Linked DNA regions of Homo sapiens: region 1 is linked to region 2. A link is an interaction called in ENCODE POLR2A ChIA-PET data of the cell type or tissue named here. Cell type or tissue: HepG2. All regions are shown on one strand.

Region 1 (8,000 bases), 64 kb before region 2:
GAAGAGGTAGAACAAGAAGCTGGGTGCACCTGGGTCCCTGAGACTATGGCACCGTCACCCCTATTCTAGACTGCCTACCTGCAACCCTCCAAGACGAACAAACCCTGGTGAGTTTCGGCTCCTGATGTACTGGGGTTTTTGTTAGAAGCAGTCAAGCCTACTCTAACTGGCGCAAGCTGCGAGTTCAGACCTTCCAGATGGAGGCACTGGACTGAAGGGGGCACCGTGCGGTGGGCTCTCTCATGTAACCGGCACCAAGCCCATTTGACAGATGAGGTGCCAAGGTTCAGTGAGTCACTTCCCCAGAGTCACACAGCTAGAAAATCAGGGACAGAAGGCTGGGCGCGGTGGCTCACACCTGTAATCCCAGCACTTTGGGAGGCTGAGGCCGGCGGATCACGAGGTCAGGAGATCAAGACCATCCTGGCTAACACGGTGAAACCCCGACTCTACTAAAAAAAAAAAAAAAAAATTACAAAAACTTAGCCGAGCGTGGTGGCGGGCGCCTGTAGTCCCAGCTACTCGGGAGGCTGAGGCAGGAGAATGGCGTGAACCCGGGAGGTGGAGCTTGCAGTGAGCCGAGATTGCACCACTGCACCCCAGCCTGGGCGACAGAGCGAGACTCGGTCTCAAAAAAAAAAAAAAGAAAAAGAAAAAGAAAACTGGGGACAGAAATGCAGTCAGAGTTGTCTGCACTGGTACAGAGGCGGGCACGGGAGTCTAACACAGTCCCGCAGACCGCAAGCCCATCCCAGCACACCGTGTTTGTCTATGGGTCACGGCAGTGATGGGACAGAGCCAGAGATGAAGCTACAGCTGGGAGCGCCGTGGCCTCCTGAGCACCCCAGCTCCTGGCCAGGCTACATGGGCTGCAGGAAGCAGGGCCGGGCACGCCCCTTCTTGGGAGCACAGGTCTGATCTCTACAGTTTCATATTTACCGAAAGGAATGTATTCACGCGTGCACTGGGGACCGGAAGCACATTTTTAATAAAAACTAAAAAGGAAAGAGCCTGCCTCACTCACTAAGCAAGTCCCACCAGGAACACACCCGTTCCCCAGCCCTTCGCCCTGGAGCGTGCTGCCCGGGAGAACTTTCTGTGAAGAGAGAAACGCCGTGTCTGTGCTGCGGATGCCTGGGCCGCCAGCCACACACAGCCTGCACACGTGAAATGCGGCTGGTGAGACTAAGACCTTGACGTTCAACTGCATTGAATTTACCAGACCTGTATTAAATTTACCATACCTCTATGGAGGTATGATCCACAGACGATAAGCTGCACACCCTCCAGAGAGTGTCATGTCCTTATTTTTACATATGTACACACCCGTGACACTGTCAACACAGTCAAGACGGTGAACATATTCACCGGCCCCAAAATGTTTTCTAGTGCCCACTGGTGACCCCCCACTGTATGGCCAGTGTCACTCCTGAGGCCTAAGTCAGGGTGGCAGGCACTTTAGCTGTGCATCAGGTAACTCGTCTTTCCTGCTCCCCCATCAACCTCCTGACCTCTGCATCACACACACACTAAAGACGCCATGTCCAAAAGTAAGCGCATTAAACAAGGTCCGCCTGGGCGGGGAGGGCTGCTCGTCAGCACAGGCCTTCAGCAAGAGCCTCAGGGATGCCAGTTACCAACCACACACCGAATGTCCTCCAAACCCACTCTCACGTGGCCCAGAGCCCCACAGGTCAGGATTGCCCAGGCCAAGAAAGTAAGTCAGATTTTCTTTTTTTTTATTTCCAACTTTTAAGTTCAGGGGTACACGTGCAGGATGTGCAGGTGTGTTCCATAGGTAAACGTGTGCCATGCTGGATTGCTGCACAGAGCATCCCATCACCTAGGTATTAGGCCTGGCATCCATTAGCTATCTTTCCTGATCTCCTCCCTGCCCTCCAAAGATGGCTGATTTTCAAAGATGGGGTGTCAGCTGAGCTCAGGACAGCCACCAGCTCCCGCTGGTGAACTTAGATCAGCTGCGGCTACAGTCCCGGCCTCCAACACACGTGGGAGAAGGGCTGACAACCAGGAGTGTTTTAGTACAAAACAGACAAACCAGAAACCTACGGCATCAGGACACCGTCACCGGAGGATGGTCCAAGAAGGCGGGAAGGCCTTCCAGGTCTGGGAACATGAGACCCGGGCTGAACACGAGGCTATGTCCGTCCAAATCCCCACAGTCCTGCCACACAAACGAGCCGGAGGCTTCTGGAGGACAGTGTGCCTAGATGAAGGAACCAGGACGCAGTGGCGCTTTTCCATCTGTACCCCAACATGTCAGGGTATATCAACACCCATATGTCACTGGTGCTGGGTCCGAGCATGGGAGCTGCAGCCAAATTCTGGGGGTGGGGGCACACGGGGAGAGGTTCCTGCACCCTAACGTGTTGCTTCTCTGCCCATTTCAATCGCGGAACACAAATTACACGTGTGATGCTCTTCTCCACGTGTGCACAGCACTCCCGAGGCGCTCCCAAGCTGTCAGGCAGCCATCCTCAGGGGCTGCAGTCACCGGTGGTTGACTATTAGGGGGGATAGTTGTGTTCTTTTATTTCTGCACTAAGCTAATAAGTACTTGTTCAGCCCCTCTAAAATCACAATCGTCCTGTCCTCGTTCCGTCCCTCTAAAATCAGAGTCGTCCTGTGAGCCAGTGACCACTCGTCCCAAACATAGCTTCTATTCATCAGAATCAGGGCTCCTGATCCTGGTGACTTTAAGGAGGAAAATCCAACTTCAGCCAGCACAGTCCACGGGCGGTGGAGTGCCATTTGGAACCGGGTTTGGGAGGCAGGCACTGTCCTCTGAAGGCCCAGCCTGACCCTGCACACCCAGGGCTGTTCGCAGACCGTGCAAACCTCACCTCACTTCCAAGACAAACGTCAGCTTTGGGTGGAGCCCTTTGCCCCCTCTTCCTCTCCAGGGAGCTGGCACTCTGAGAGGGGCGCCCCCAACACCCACCTCTGGTGAGACAATGTCCCAGAGCCCAGTGTTTTGGTGACTCTGGGCTGGAACACCCCCTGTGCTCCCAAACAACGGCTCATAGCTGGCGCCACGGCCCCCATGAGAAGGACGATAAAAACACGCGTTGCCACCACACAGAACGGGAGACACACACGAAAGGTAAGACAGGAAGGTGGGAACGATCGCAGGCACCAGCCACCTGGCAGTCAGCACAGAAGGGACCTCACTACACCAGCGAGAAGAAGAAACCAAAGTCCTTGTCAGGGGTGGTGCGCGCTTCCTGGTGCCCCACTCCGGAGGCTTCTATGCCAGGGATGCCAATCAGAATCTTCAAGGGCGGTTTCTCCAAAAAGTGCAGAAATGACCGATCCTTTGCCCCATCTGCCCTTGGTAAAAAACCAAAGGCAGAGCCTGCGCACATGGTCCCAGGAGGCGGGGGACCGGACGCGCACACAGTAGGTGCACAATCGACACTCATCACGGAACCTGCCAGTTTTCTGAAGACCTACAGGGAGGGGGCAAAGTCAGGGCAAACAGCAGGGCCACGACTGAGAACTCCCAACCCCATGGAGATGCTCAGATGCCAGGCCTTGGGCACCGCGCCCAGGTCAGTGAGCCTCGGGGCCGGCTGTACGCTCGTGGGAGCTGACACTGCCATTGGGGGCAGCCATGGTGGGATATTCGGGAAGCAGGTGAGCAAAGGAGGAGCAGGAGGTGGAGCCCGCAGCAGACAGAGGCCCAGCAATGCCAGCCTGGCTGTCCTCAGCCACTCCCCCAGACTCTGCCTCCCACCTCCCTGGAGCTCTTCGAAGGGGTTTCTGTTTGGTCCCCACTCCAAGAGCCGCTGGCTATGACTTAACATTATCCTGAAACGTAAACCAACAAGCAACCAAAGACGATGCTCACCGCAAACCCCTGAGACCCTAAGCCCCAGGAGGTGCCCTGGACAGTCCAGCTCAGTCAGAAAGGCCAGCCTCCAAACCCAGCATGGGCTGCCTGGGGCTTCGAGACAGATGTGTCTCACAGCGGGCTAAGCACACATCAGAAAAGGCAGCACTCACTGGGCCAGACACAGAATTACCGTGAAGCCCAGCAATCCCGCTCCTGGGTATGTACCCAACAGGATGGGAAGACAGGTGTTCAGAAATGCACCGGGACACGAATGTCCCCAGCAGTGATCTTCACAGTGGCCAAGAAATGTAGACACCCCAAATGTTCATCAGCAGACGGATGGATAAACAAAACGTGGTCTACCTGGACCGTGGAATATTCTTCAGCCAGAAGAAGGAACGAAGCGCTGACTTAGTGAGCCTGGAGGACACCACACTCAGGGGAAGATGCAGACTCAAAGGGCGCGCAGCGTGTGACTCTGGTGACCAAGGGCAGTGGGGATGGGGTGGGGGTGACGGCTGCCAAGGGATGGGATTTCTGCTGTGTGTATTCCTACCACCAGAGAGAGAGAGGAGGGGGAGAGGAGGGGAGGAAGCAGGAAGCAGGGGAGGGGGGAGGGGAGGAAGCAAGGGATGGGGGAGGGAAGCGGGAGGGGAAGGAGAGGGGAGGGATCACGGGAGGGGGAGGAGAGGGAAGGGGAGGGGAGAGGAGAGGAGGGGAGGAGGGGACGGGAGGGGAGAGGAGGAGGAGAGGGGAAGGGAGAAGGGGAGGGGAGGGGAGAGGTTGGCATTCACTTCTCTATCTCTGTTGCCGTCCCACAGCTCCACAAAGTGGAGAGGGAGGTTTGGGACTTTGGAACAGGTGAATGTGACCAAGGTCACCGGTCCACTCAGCGCCACACCAGTGCTGGGCCAAGCGGCATCAAACCCAGGACAGCTCGCACGGGGGGAAGGACCTGGGAGGGAGCAGGGAAGCACGGGTGCTGTGTCTGGGAATCTTGAAAACACCAAGGAGTGCTTTGAAACAGGCCGCTTGGCCGGAAGAGCACCGGCCTGTTCTCCATTAGTGTCCCCTTTTCCTGGCTCAGGGAGTTCACACCCACTTTCTGACGCCTTGACTCTAGTCCTCATTGGCTCTGGGGACATCAGGGAATTCTCCATGGTGGGGCAGAGTGGGGACATCCACAGCTGGAAGCCACAGTCAGCCCCCACACCACCGTCCCGCCCTCCTTGTGATCACGTGGTTTCACGACTACACTTTTTGAATTCCCGGCAGCCACCATCCACACCCCTCAACCTGATATTTTCAAGGGGATTCAGCACGATCTGGCGTTCTACAGACTCCACCTGCCAACGGCCAGCTGACTTTCTCCCAAGGAGCACAGGTGGTGCAATGAGGAAGTCTCTACTGAAAAAAATGCCGGACAAGGGGCTGTGCCCACTTTACAAAGCACCCTGAAAACAGGAGCCCTCACTGGGCCCCTTGTCTCCATGGAGAAGACCCCTAGAAAAACTGGTGCCAGTCTCAAAGACAAGGCGCACACACACACACTCCCACACAATGCACACATAATGCACATGTGCACACGCACACGATGTACATGTACACGACGCACACATGCACACACACACAATGCACACGTGCACACACAATGCACAGACGCACACGATGTACATGTACACACAACGCACACATACACACACGATGCACACATACACACAATGCACACACGCACACGATGTACATGTACACACGATGCACACATGCACTCACACACGCACACGTGCACACACAACGCACACACACACGATGTACATGTACACGCGACCCACACATGCACACTCACACACGATGCACACGTGCACACACAATGCACACATGCACACGATGTACATGTACACACGATGCACACACGTACACATACACACTCACACGATGCACACATGATATACATGTGCACACATGCACGGAATGCACACAAGGCACCCATGCACACTCACACACAATGCACATGCACACAAGATACACACGTGCACACACGCACCTTCCCTTCTGAAGGAAGCCTGGCAGGAAACGGGCACAGGCCACGGCTGCTCCCCCAGGGAGAATGGAGGGAAGGAGGGGCTTTGCTCAAACACGCCTCTCTGCTCCTAGCCAGCGGGGTTATCCAAGGCTCCATGGAGGAGGCGGACAGGCAACACCGAGCTGGGCTTGGTCCCACTCGATAAGAAGGAAGAAAGGCGCAAGATGAATTGCCCGCGGAGCCTGTGACTTGCGCTGAATGCTAACTGACAGTGATTCACTTGGAAAGTTTCTCTCCACGGGATAAAGCCCTCTTTGTAGAAAGGGAAGGTGGTGGGTGCCAACGAGGGCCCGGGCGCACAGGCCCAGGACTAACAAAAGCGTCGGCGTCACCATCCCAGAGCCTGGCTCTCTGCCACCCTGGGAAGTGCTGGGACTCTTGCTGGGAAGCTGGGCAGTTTGAGGATGTGGGGCTGGGTGAGTGGGGGTCTCACTGGTGATATGGATGGAGAAGGGGAAAGGAGGGGGTGAACAGAGAAAGGGAGAGAGAAGAGCCGGGAGTGCCTGTGTATTGATCCCAGAAGCTGAGCTGGAAGAAAGAGTTGGCTAGAGGCTCACGGCTGGGCCTCCAGGACCAGCACAACTTTGTCGGTTCCCCTGCAAAGGACACCCCGGATGCCTCCAGCCATGCAAAAAGCATTAATTAAGTACCTTCTGAATGCAGATGTTGGGACTGTTTAGGTCAAGGGGTGTGAAGGAAGATGCTGGCATGGCAGAGTTGAAGAGAATGTCCCGGCTCTGCCATTGTCTGTGTGACCCATGGCCACTCACCCAACCCCCTCTAAGCCTCAGCGTCCCCGTCCATCAAATGTGAGGATTAAATGAGACACATACAAAGAAACCCGGAGCTTTGGGAACACTCAGCAAGGACTAATAAGGACGAGGTTGCCACTCTCACGGGGTCCTGTCCCCTGTACATCCCACCCTGGGTTTTCCTCTTTCTCTACTGCAAATCTCTTTGCACAAAAGCCCACCCAGCAGGCCCCAGACCTGCTCCCCACCCAGAGGCCTATGACAGCCTAGCCCTAGAGCTCACTAAATCATCTCCCTTCCCTGAGGGGCCCTATCCCCGTCCTCCTCTTCCAGGGGCCAAGTTCTTTACCTGTTCCTGATGTGAACCCATTTTCAGGAGAGGAGGTGACAAACTCAGCACTCAAAAGGCAATGGTGGAGCCCAATGGATTACCTACGCCGACAGGGACAAACTCTCAAGTCAAAGGAATGATTCTCTAATGGTGGAATGTCAAGCTGAATATTTTTTGACTTAACAGAGAGCTGGGAACCCATCATGAGAAAAACAGAAAACTCTTTCTTTTTTTTTTTTTTTGGCTAGAAGGGTTTTATTTGTTTATCGTTTCTAGTAAGTCACAAAGACGCATAACCTCCAAAGGGAAAACTTATGCCACTGAAAATGTCAACACAGCACAGAGGGGCCCTGCCCATCCCACAGAGGCCATGCAGTTGGGACTTTGCCTACCCCCTCTGGGCCTCACTCCCTGTCCTAGCCTGCCTGAGAGAGTGCCATCCTCCCCTTTATTGACGGGGAAACCAAGGCTTAGGGAGGAAAGCGACTGGCCCAGGCCGGGCATCCAGTTGAAGGACTAAGCTGGTCCCATCTGACACTGACCTATGCTGGGCCCCCAAGGACAGGACCGAACAGATCCCAGAGAGAGAACCCTGTGGACAGAAAAGGCTAGCTGGACCCACACCCTCCCGAGGGAGACCAGGACAGTGGGAGAGAGAACTGACGCAGCCTCCTGGAGACCCTGGTCCCCCGCCCTGGTCCCCCCACCCTCCCGGCTGAATCCCCAGCCCCCTAAGCCCCGGCCCATCGCCACTTCCACGAGCACAACTCCCAGATTCTCCTTCACTGACCTCCTTCCACAGGAGGTCAGCAATTTCTCATTTCCCTGCTTCACCAACTCCATTTTCCAAAGTGATTGAGACTCTAACACCATTAAACATGATTTAATTTGCTTTTCCTAATGATATGCCCACAGTATTAGGACAGCTCTCCTTTTCCACTTGAAAGGCATCTCAGGGTGGTTTCCTCCAGTGACATT
Region 2 (8,000 bases):
ATGGGTAAACTGAGGCTCAGAAAGGTGGAGCAAGTTGCCCAAAGGCATGAGCAAGCTACAGTTTCCAAGCTGGACTTGGAAACAGCTCCCTTAACGTGGTCCTCTTCCTCACTGTGCCATTCACCCACTCAGAAAATCCACACACTCCCTGCGCCCTGCACCCAGCAGTGCGCCGCGGACAGATAGGTCACGCCCTGCACCCAGCACTGCACCATGGACAGACAGGTCAGCACACAAGGCTTCTGCTTCCAGGACTTCCAGACAGGACACTCACTTTTCTGACTGGCCCCCGAAGTCTTCCAAGAACCTCCAATCTCTCAGGCCAACAGTTTCCCTCAAGGTCTGTACCTTGTGGTACCGTGGGGAGCGGGCCTCACCCACCCTCCTGCAGGGCCTTCCACGTGATTCATGCCCCTGGCAGAACCCAGCGTGCGTCATGGCCCAGAGCGAGTGTGGTCCATCTCAAGGCCCTTTTTACGGCCTTTTCCTGCTGACGCCAACCAAGGCAGGTGAAAGCACCAACAGGCCGTTTCACAGAATGAAGGGAATGAAGGCCTCATTTCATCAACTCCTACCCCGAGGCAGAACCCATCCCCTTACTAGGAAAGGCAGGCACCCCAGCCTGCCCCGGCACCCCCGCCATGTCCATGGCCTCCCCCACCAGGAGCTAGGAGGGCTGGACACAAACCCATATCCTCGCTCAGTGCTCAGTGGGCCAAGCCTGTCACCCACAGCAGGAACTTGCTGGGTCAATGTTATCTGCCTCTCTCCCTCCCTACCTGGCCTCCCACACTTGGCTTACCTCCCATCTTGGGGTCTGTTTCTGGGGGGCCCAGCCTCAGAGCCTTACAAAACAGGATTAAATAAAACTTGCCAGCCCTGGGCAGAGACTGTCACTCACACAAACCCCTCAATTTTCAAAACACGACATGTATTGCGGAAAGTATTAGCAGCAGCAACAGCCCCAGTTTACAGATAAGGAAACTGAGGCTCAGAAGTGATGTGGCCAAAATCACACAACTGAGAAATGACAAAGGACACAAAGTCTAGCTCCCTCCAAAGTCTCTGAGCCCCCAGCCTGCCTGGCATGGCCAAGGGAAGCCCACACGGGGCTGCTCACCCAAGAACACAGAGGCACAGTGCCCTGGGTCCAAGAGAGTGTTGAGCTCTAAGAGAATATTTAAATATCTCATACCTGTATGTTCACCTTTATACCTATGCAGTCACAGAATAGAACTTTCAATATTTGTCAGGAGAGAGGGACCCAGGAAGGCAGACGGGTCTCCTCCAACCCTCCCACACTTCTTCTCTTGTCAGGGGACTTTTAAAAATGCTATGTTGGCCAGGCGCCATGGCTCACACCTGTAATCCCAGCACTTTGGGAGGCTGAGGCGGGTGGATCACGAGGTCAGTAGTTCAAGACCAGCCTGGACAAGATGGTAAAACCCCATCTCTACTAAAAAAAAAAAGAAAATACAAAAATTAGCCAGGCGTGGTGGTGGGCACCTGTAATCCCAGCTACTCGGGAGGCAGAGGCAGAGAATTGCTTGAACCCAGGAGGCGGAGGTTGCAGTGAGCGGAGATCGCACCACTGCACTCCAGACTGGGTGACAGAGCGAGATTCCATTTCAAAAAAAAAAAATGCTATGTTGGCCGCCTCTAGGGTCATCCTCCCACAAGGGGATCCTTTCTGCAGCAGCTAGGTTAGGATGGGGTCCCTCAACCCCTGATGGAGGAGGCGACAGTGAGATCCTGAGTGGACTCTGGGACCAGCATCCTCTGGCCAGCAGTCCAGGGGGGCAGTCCCCCCAGCCCCGCCCAGCCCTGCCTCTCCTGGCCTCACCCTCGATGGAGGAGGAGACAGTGAGACCCTAGATTGGAGCCCTAGTAAGAAGATGGGCTCTGCCTCGGGGTTGCAGTTGATGAAACGAGGCCTTCATTCCCCACAAGGGAGAGGCTATTTATTTTAATTGTGGTAAAGTACACACAATGCCACAAACCTTCCGCACTATGGAGTTGTGGAACTTTTTCATGCCTGGCAAACAGACCCCCAAGCCCCTGAGAACTCTCTCCCCAGCGCCTTCTCCCGGCAGCTACGCATCTGGCTTTCTGTCCTGCGACGGAGCTGCTATTCTGGACGTTTTAAGAGAATCACGTGGGACTTGTCTTTCAGGCCTGGCTTCCCCGCCTTAGCATTCCATTTTCCAGGTTCATCCACAGATATTCTACTGCATGGACGGACTCTGTGTGGATCCCCCATTCATCCACTGAGGAAGCCACTCCTTTTATCCCCATCCTACAGAGAAGGAAACTGAGGCTCCAGGAAGGTCAAGCTCAAAAGCACACAGTGTGAGCAGCTCCAGGACTCCAGCCTAGGTCCTAACCACACTGCCCTGTGCCTGGACACCCCAAGGCTGAAGGGGGTGCCTCTCCTACAGCCAGGGACTGCGGCCAGAGGGGAGCGACCACGCAGCGAGGCTGAGGTGCTGGGAGTTGCGGAGCCCAGCTCCAGGCCCAGGCCACGCCCAGCCGCCCTGCCCCAAGCCTGCCTCCTTCCAGCTCTGGAATGAAAACAAATAAAACCAAGAGGGACTTCAGGCAGAGTGAGGCCCCCCCAGCATCCCACGAGGACCTCCGGCATCCAATGGGTGCCTGGTGTCCATTTGAGGAGCAGCCCAGCAGCTGTAGATGGAACAGCTCAGATCTGAAGGGGGTCTTGGCTTTCACCAAAATGACTGCGGGATCATTTCTCTCTCCCGTCCCAGCAGAAAGATGAGCTGGGGCCTAGGGGAGGGAGGCACAGATGGCCCAGTCACAGAGGGCAGGAGGGTCTCAGGATGCGGCGCTCATGAGCATGAAGGACTAGAACCTTCCGCCACCCCAGGGGGCCTGGGACACAGAATGTTGCCAGACAAGGATTGTCTAGGCACCTTGTGCACCGGGGACACGTGGCAATGGCCCTGGGGCCAGTCACCCTCCACGCATGACAGCTGTCACTTACCCAGGCAAATGACATGACAGGCGGTCCATCCCCATCCACGACAGCTGTCACTCACCTGGCACCTCTGGTTCCTGACAACAGTCAGAGGTGGGACATTGGAGCTGCAGGCAAGTGTCCAGAGCCTGCCCCTCAACACGCAGCCTGCAGCCCCTGCCGGACGCCAACCACAGACACGCCAGAGAACAGAACAAGGCAGAAAAACCAAAACATAGGCCTCAAAACTCGGGGGAGCAGCCGAGGTCAAGGGGGCAGCACCTGAGTCAGGAAGGCCACGCCAAGTCCAGGTGGCTCAGTACCTCAGGCCTCTGCCCCTCAGCTGGCAAAGGGGATGGGGCGTCCACCTGCCCTGGGGCACGCAGCTCCCACGCCCCCTGCCTCTGGAGATGTCCTACGTGTATGCGTCCACCTGCCCTAGGGCACGCAGCTCCCACGCCCCCTGCCTCTGGAGATGTCCTACGTGTATGAGACAAATGTGATGATCCCAGAAATGTGGCTGAAAACTGGACACACATTCAAGACCAGGAGCGGGGAGGCACACGGTGTTCGAGGGTGAGGCCAGGACAGGCAGGGCTGGGCAGGGCTGGGGAAACTGCCCTCCCTGGCCCGCCGGCCAGAGGATGCTGGTCCCAGGGTCCACTAGGAGGATCTCACTGCCACCTCCTCCATTGCAGGCTGGGGGACCCTCTCCTACTCCAGCCACTGCAGAAAGGATCCCCCTGTGGAAGGATGACCCTGGAGGCAGCCAACACAGCATTTTTTAAAGTCCTTAACAACAGAAGACAGGCAGGCACCCCCTCCCCACCCCTATGCAGATTTCAAAGAACACAGGGCTGGGAGGCCTTGAGGAAACTTGGAGACGGGCTCCCCAATCCTGGGAAGGCCACAGCCCGCAAGCACCTGGCGGGTCACGGAAAGATACCGCGTGTTCGCGCTGCCTTTGAACCCAAAAGTACAAAACAAACCAACAGAAATACTGATGACTTCAGGGCCAAGCTGGCCTAGGGGACAAGGAGTAGGTCTGTGAGAATGATTTGTCTTCATCCTTACACAAACTCTGTAAAGACTGACAGATGAACCCCACAAAACAGAAACACTGTTTCCAGCAGCATCAGGATTGCAAAACCTGCAGCTGCCAGGCAGCAGGAGACCTAACTCAGGGGCGCAGCCGCTCAGTCTGGCCCAAAGTTCAAGCTCCCACTGCCCAGTCCTGTCCCCTCCACGGTCCTGTATTTGTCATTCTTGTTTATCTTTTGGATTCAGAAGCCAAACAGCGTCCCCAGCTCCAGGCAAAGAGTCCTTCAGAACACGAAGCTTCAGGGGACCAAAAACCGGGCACCTGAGCCTGGGGCTGGCCCCGGTGAAGAAGGGGGCTCATCAGAGCTGAGGGGGTCAGGGCAGGGGAGTTCGCTGGGTTTAGGGTCTCCTCCAGCCAGCTCCTGACCCCAGTGTGAGAGCAGGTCTGCAGGTCCCGGAGCGCCCACCCCAGCCGCGTCAAGTGGGCACATGGGGAGGGGCACTGAGGCTTCGGAAGAGCTTTCGTGCCAGGGGTGGTGGTGTCGGAGAGGCGAGCTCATGGCTCCACCCTGCAGGGGCTGGGAGACATGTCCGCCGAGCACTTCCCACTTGCCAGGCACCGGGCTGACAGCCGGGTCCTCGGCCAACCCTTGGGAGGGGCTCCTAAAATACCCCCTTTGACAGCGGAGAATGCAGGGTCCAGAGAGGCGCCACGGGTCTGCCACGAGGTGCTGAGCCAGGATCTGAACGCGGCTGTCAGAGGCTCAACGCTGTGTGTGCGGTCTCCACCCTAGGAATGTGTCGGCCGCTCAGTGCCCAACCACACACGAAGCCAGGCCCAGAGGAGATGGGTCCCCAGGCAGGGGCTGCATGAGGACGGCTCGGCTCCCAGGGCAGCAGGAAGGAGCGGACGCCGCAGCCGTCCGGAACTCGGACAGAGGATGTTGACAGGGAGGGAGGACAAGCAAATGAAGACTTCCTGCAGCAGAGACACAGAGCCCGGAGCCACGGCCGCCGGCAGGACAGGCAGCCAGGCACTAATCCGGGCCCGGCCCCGCCTCCGGCCATGTCCCAGAGCCCCACCACTGACCTCTGGCCCACGAGGACCTCCTGCTGTCAGCCTGCTGACTTTGCCAGGGCCCCGAGCTCCCCAACAGGCCCCAGCTGAACTCACTCAGCTGAAACGGCATTCGGGGAGCACAGGTGCTAGTGGTGAGGGGAAGGCGGCGCCAGCTGCGCACCCCACCGCCCTGTCACCTCATCAGGGAGCCTGCCGGCGTCACCTGAAGGCAGCCCTGCCTTCTGCCTGCCTTCTCTCTCTCATCTGAAAGTGCCATCTTCCTCTCTCCATTCATCCTTATTCTGTGCCCCCTCCAGAAAGCCAGCAACACCAAGCACAGGGTTTCTGCCTCTGCGGCTCAATGCCACGAGCCAGTGCGCGACACACAGAGTAGGGTGGAGAACAGGCTGGGCCACCAGCCACCCGGGAGCAGGAGGCCCAGGACCGGAAGCCATGTGGCCAGAGGGCAGAGCTGGTCAGCCCTGGGGCCATCTCTGGACTCAGGCACCTGGTTCTCTGTCTCCCAACCTCCCACCAACCCAAGGGGCCATTTTGCCGGTGGAGGGGGGAAGTGAATGGCGCTCCAGAGGCAAGAGACCTGCACGGGCTGGCACGAGGCCTCAACCCCCACACAGCTGCATGACCTCAGACTGGCCCGTCACCTGTCCCTCCTTCATCCATTAACCAGGGCAGAGCCGCCCCCACCTGGTGCTGCCCAGAGTCTTCCAAGGACCAGGGGAGGTGCCAGTGCTGGGCGGTCCTGAAACAAACCCACCCAGAATAGAGAAAGGGCATGTGTCAGGGCAGAGGGGCCCTGGCAACAAGATCTTTCCCCAGGGCACTGGGGTGCTGCCCCCGACCCTGACACCGCAGAGGCTGATCATCACCCAGCTGCCCGACCAGCCATGGGGCATGGCCACCTCTCTGGAACCTTCTATCACGCATCTCCCTGGGTCTCAGACTCATCATCTGCTGCAGGGAAACACCATCCCCTGCAAGGCAGAGGGAAGAACACCAAGCAGGTGGCCCAGTGCCAGCCAGGTCGAGCTCTGCAGTGAGCGGCAGCCGCTGCCTTATGTCTCTACTCATCAGAGCTGGTGGCATGCAGCTTCCTCTGCCCCAACTGCTGCTGGAACGCAGATTTCAAAAACTGCAACACCCCTTCCAGCAATGATCCAGGATGAAGCACTGTGGCAGCGCCTCCAGTCTGTGGCCACACAGAGCCCTCTCTGTAGAACAACCACCTGTCTCCAACCCTTAGCTACCAAAAGCCATCTACTTTTCAGGGCATCTCAAGTACCACCTCCTCCGGGAAGCTCTCCGCCATCACCCTGCCCCCAGGGATCTAAATACCTCATTTGCTGAGGACTAGCACAGCTTGCTGTTGACCCTGCCAACAGCAAAGCCTGCACGTGCCCCATCTTCGCCCAGTCAAACCCAGGAGGCCCTGGGGAGAAGCAGGAGACGGGGTGAGGCCCCTTCTTCAGCGTCCCGTGTTGCCAGCAGGTTTTCCTCACTCATGGTCCTCATGTGAGTATTAACAGCTCCCTTCCCCATCTCAGACTTAGGTGTTGTAGGACCATCTGGCTCACCTGATTCTGCTTGCCCCAGAATGCCTCCTTCTGCAGACAGGCACTAGTGACCACGACCACACCCCCCACTATACCCGTGCAGTGTCCAGGTGCGCCCAGCAGCGCGCCCAGGGCTTCACCTTCCACTTGGCGGCGAGAGGGGAGGGGAAGAGAGGTGGGTAGTGAGGCGGCAGTCTCAGGAAGAGAGCCACTCCCTCAGGCCGCCCGCTGCACTCTGCTCTGATGCTGAGGGAGGGCAGGCGGCGGGTGAGGGCCGGTGCCCTTCACTGGGAGTGAGCCGCCGGGCTCGGGGTGAGGGTGCCGAGTCCTGAGGCTCAGTGGGCCCTGCTGTGGGGTAGAAACTGCGCTGGGCGCCAGACACACACTTTTTGCACCAAATCTTTCCAAGAGTCTGCAAGGTGGCCACCGTCATCCCATTTCAGACAAGGAGGTTGAGCTCGAGGGACACGGCCACCAAGAAGATGCTATGTGTGGCCAAGCGAGTGTGGTCCCCACTGCCGCCCCTGCGGGCCACTCATCGTGTTTCCAAGCATTTCCAAGGATCTCTTTCTGGCAGTGTCATTCCAGACACGAGGAGCCCGGCCTCTGTCAGGAAAATGGGGCTGAGAGCAAAGCCCCCTCTAGACTGCCCCAAGGGCGGGGGTGGGGGTCATGGAGGCGCTCAGCCCGCTTCCTGGCACGAAGAGGGCCTGGGAGAAAGCTTTGCTCTTACTGAGCACTTGCTGTTGGACCAGCCCCTGCCAAAGGCTTTAGATACAAATGGAACAGTAAATGCAACAAACTGTGCGACCCGGAAGGGGAAAGCCCGGGGGACCAAGAGCCCTTGTCAGGGGACTCGAGCAGGCCTGGGGGCAGGAAAGGCTTCCCAGGACAGGCCTCTAAGCAGATGGCAGCAGTGAGCCAGGCAAGAAGGTTCCCCTCCAGGGAACTGCAGGGGAAAGGCCCTGAACTGGGAGGCACAGGAAGGTGGCCAGTGTGCCTGAGGCTGGGGCACCGAAGGCCAGGGAGACTCGGCAGGGGCGACGGCCGGCCGGCAGGAGGGTGCCTCCAGGGCAGGAGCACCAAACTGTGCATGGCTGCAGCACACGTGGCCGCAGACTAGGCTTGTGGGGCAGGAGGCCGCAAGAGGGGCACCTGGGACGGGGCACGGCCAACCAGGCTGGCAGGGCAGGAGGCCACAAGAGGGGACCTAGGACGGGGCATGGCAGACTCTGGCTGGCAGGGCAGGAGGCCCCAAGAGGGGGCCTAGGATGGGGCGCGGCAGACTGGCTGGAGGGGCAGGAGGCCACAAGAGGGGACCTAGGACAGGGCGCAGGAGTCTCTGGCTGGCGGG

What was found. ChIA-PET counts read pairs that join two places held together with the same protein. Peaks named below come from ENCODE experiments on the same cell type or tissue, not always from the same donor. Only the 100,000 strongest peaks of a DNase experiment are listed, where the experiment ranks them.
Region 1: POLR2A ChIA-PET joins it to region 2 with 13 read pairs; 4 of 35 experiments call an interaction of 5 or more read pairs at or near these places.

What each region holds. Positions count from the first base shown.
Region 1 is chr9:133,910,193-133,918,192 of GRCh38, forward strand. All of the region lies in intron 2 of VAV2 (vav guanine nucleotide exchange factor 2), which reads right to left. Among named protein-coding and RNA genes, the nearest start is that of VAV2, 78 kb to the right of the region's middle. RefSeq lists enhancers at 4,649-5,598, 5,599-6,547. In HepG2, no CTCF peak of the experiment used is centred here; DNase peaks (open chromatin) are centred at 4,719 and 7,369.
Region 2 is chr9:133,974,576-133,982,575 of GRCh38, forward strand. The region is part of intron 1 of VAV2 (vav guanine nucleotide exchange factor 2); the gene reads right to left. Among named protein-coding and RNA genes, the nearest start is that of VAV2, 14 kb to the right of the region's middle. RefSeq lists enhancers at 4,104-4,621, 5,135-5,184, 5,138-5,653. In HepG2, no CTCF peak of the experiment used is centred here; DNase peaks (open chromatin) are centred at 4,196 and 4,986; H3K4me3 peaks cover 2,520 bases.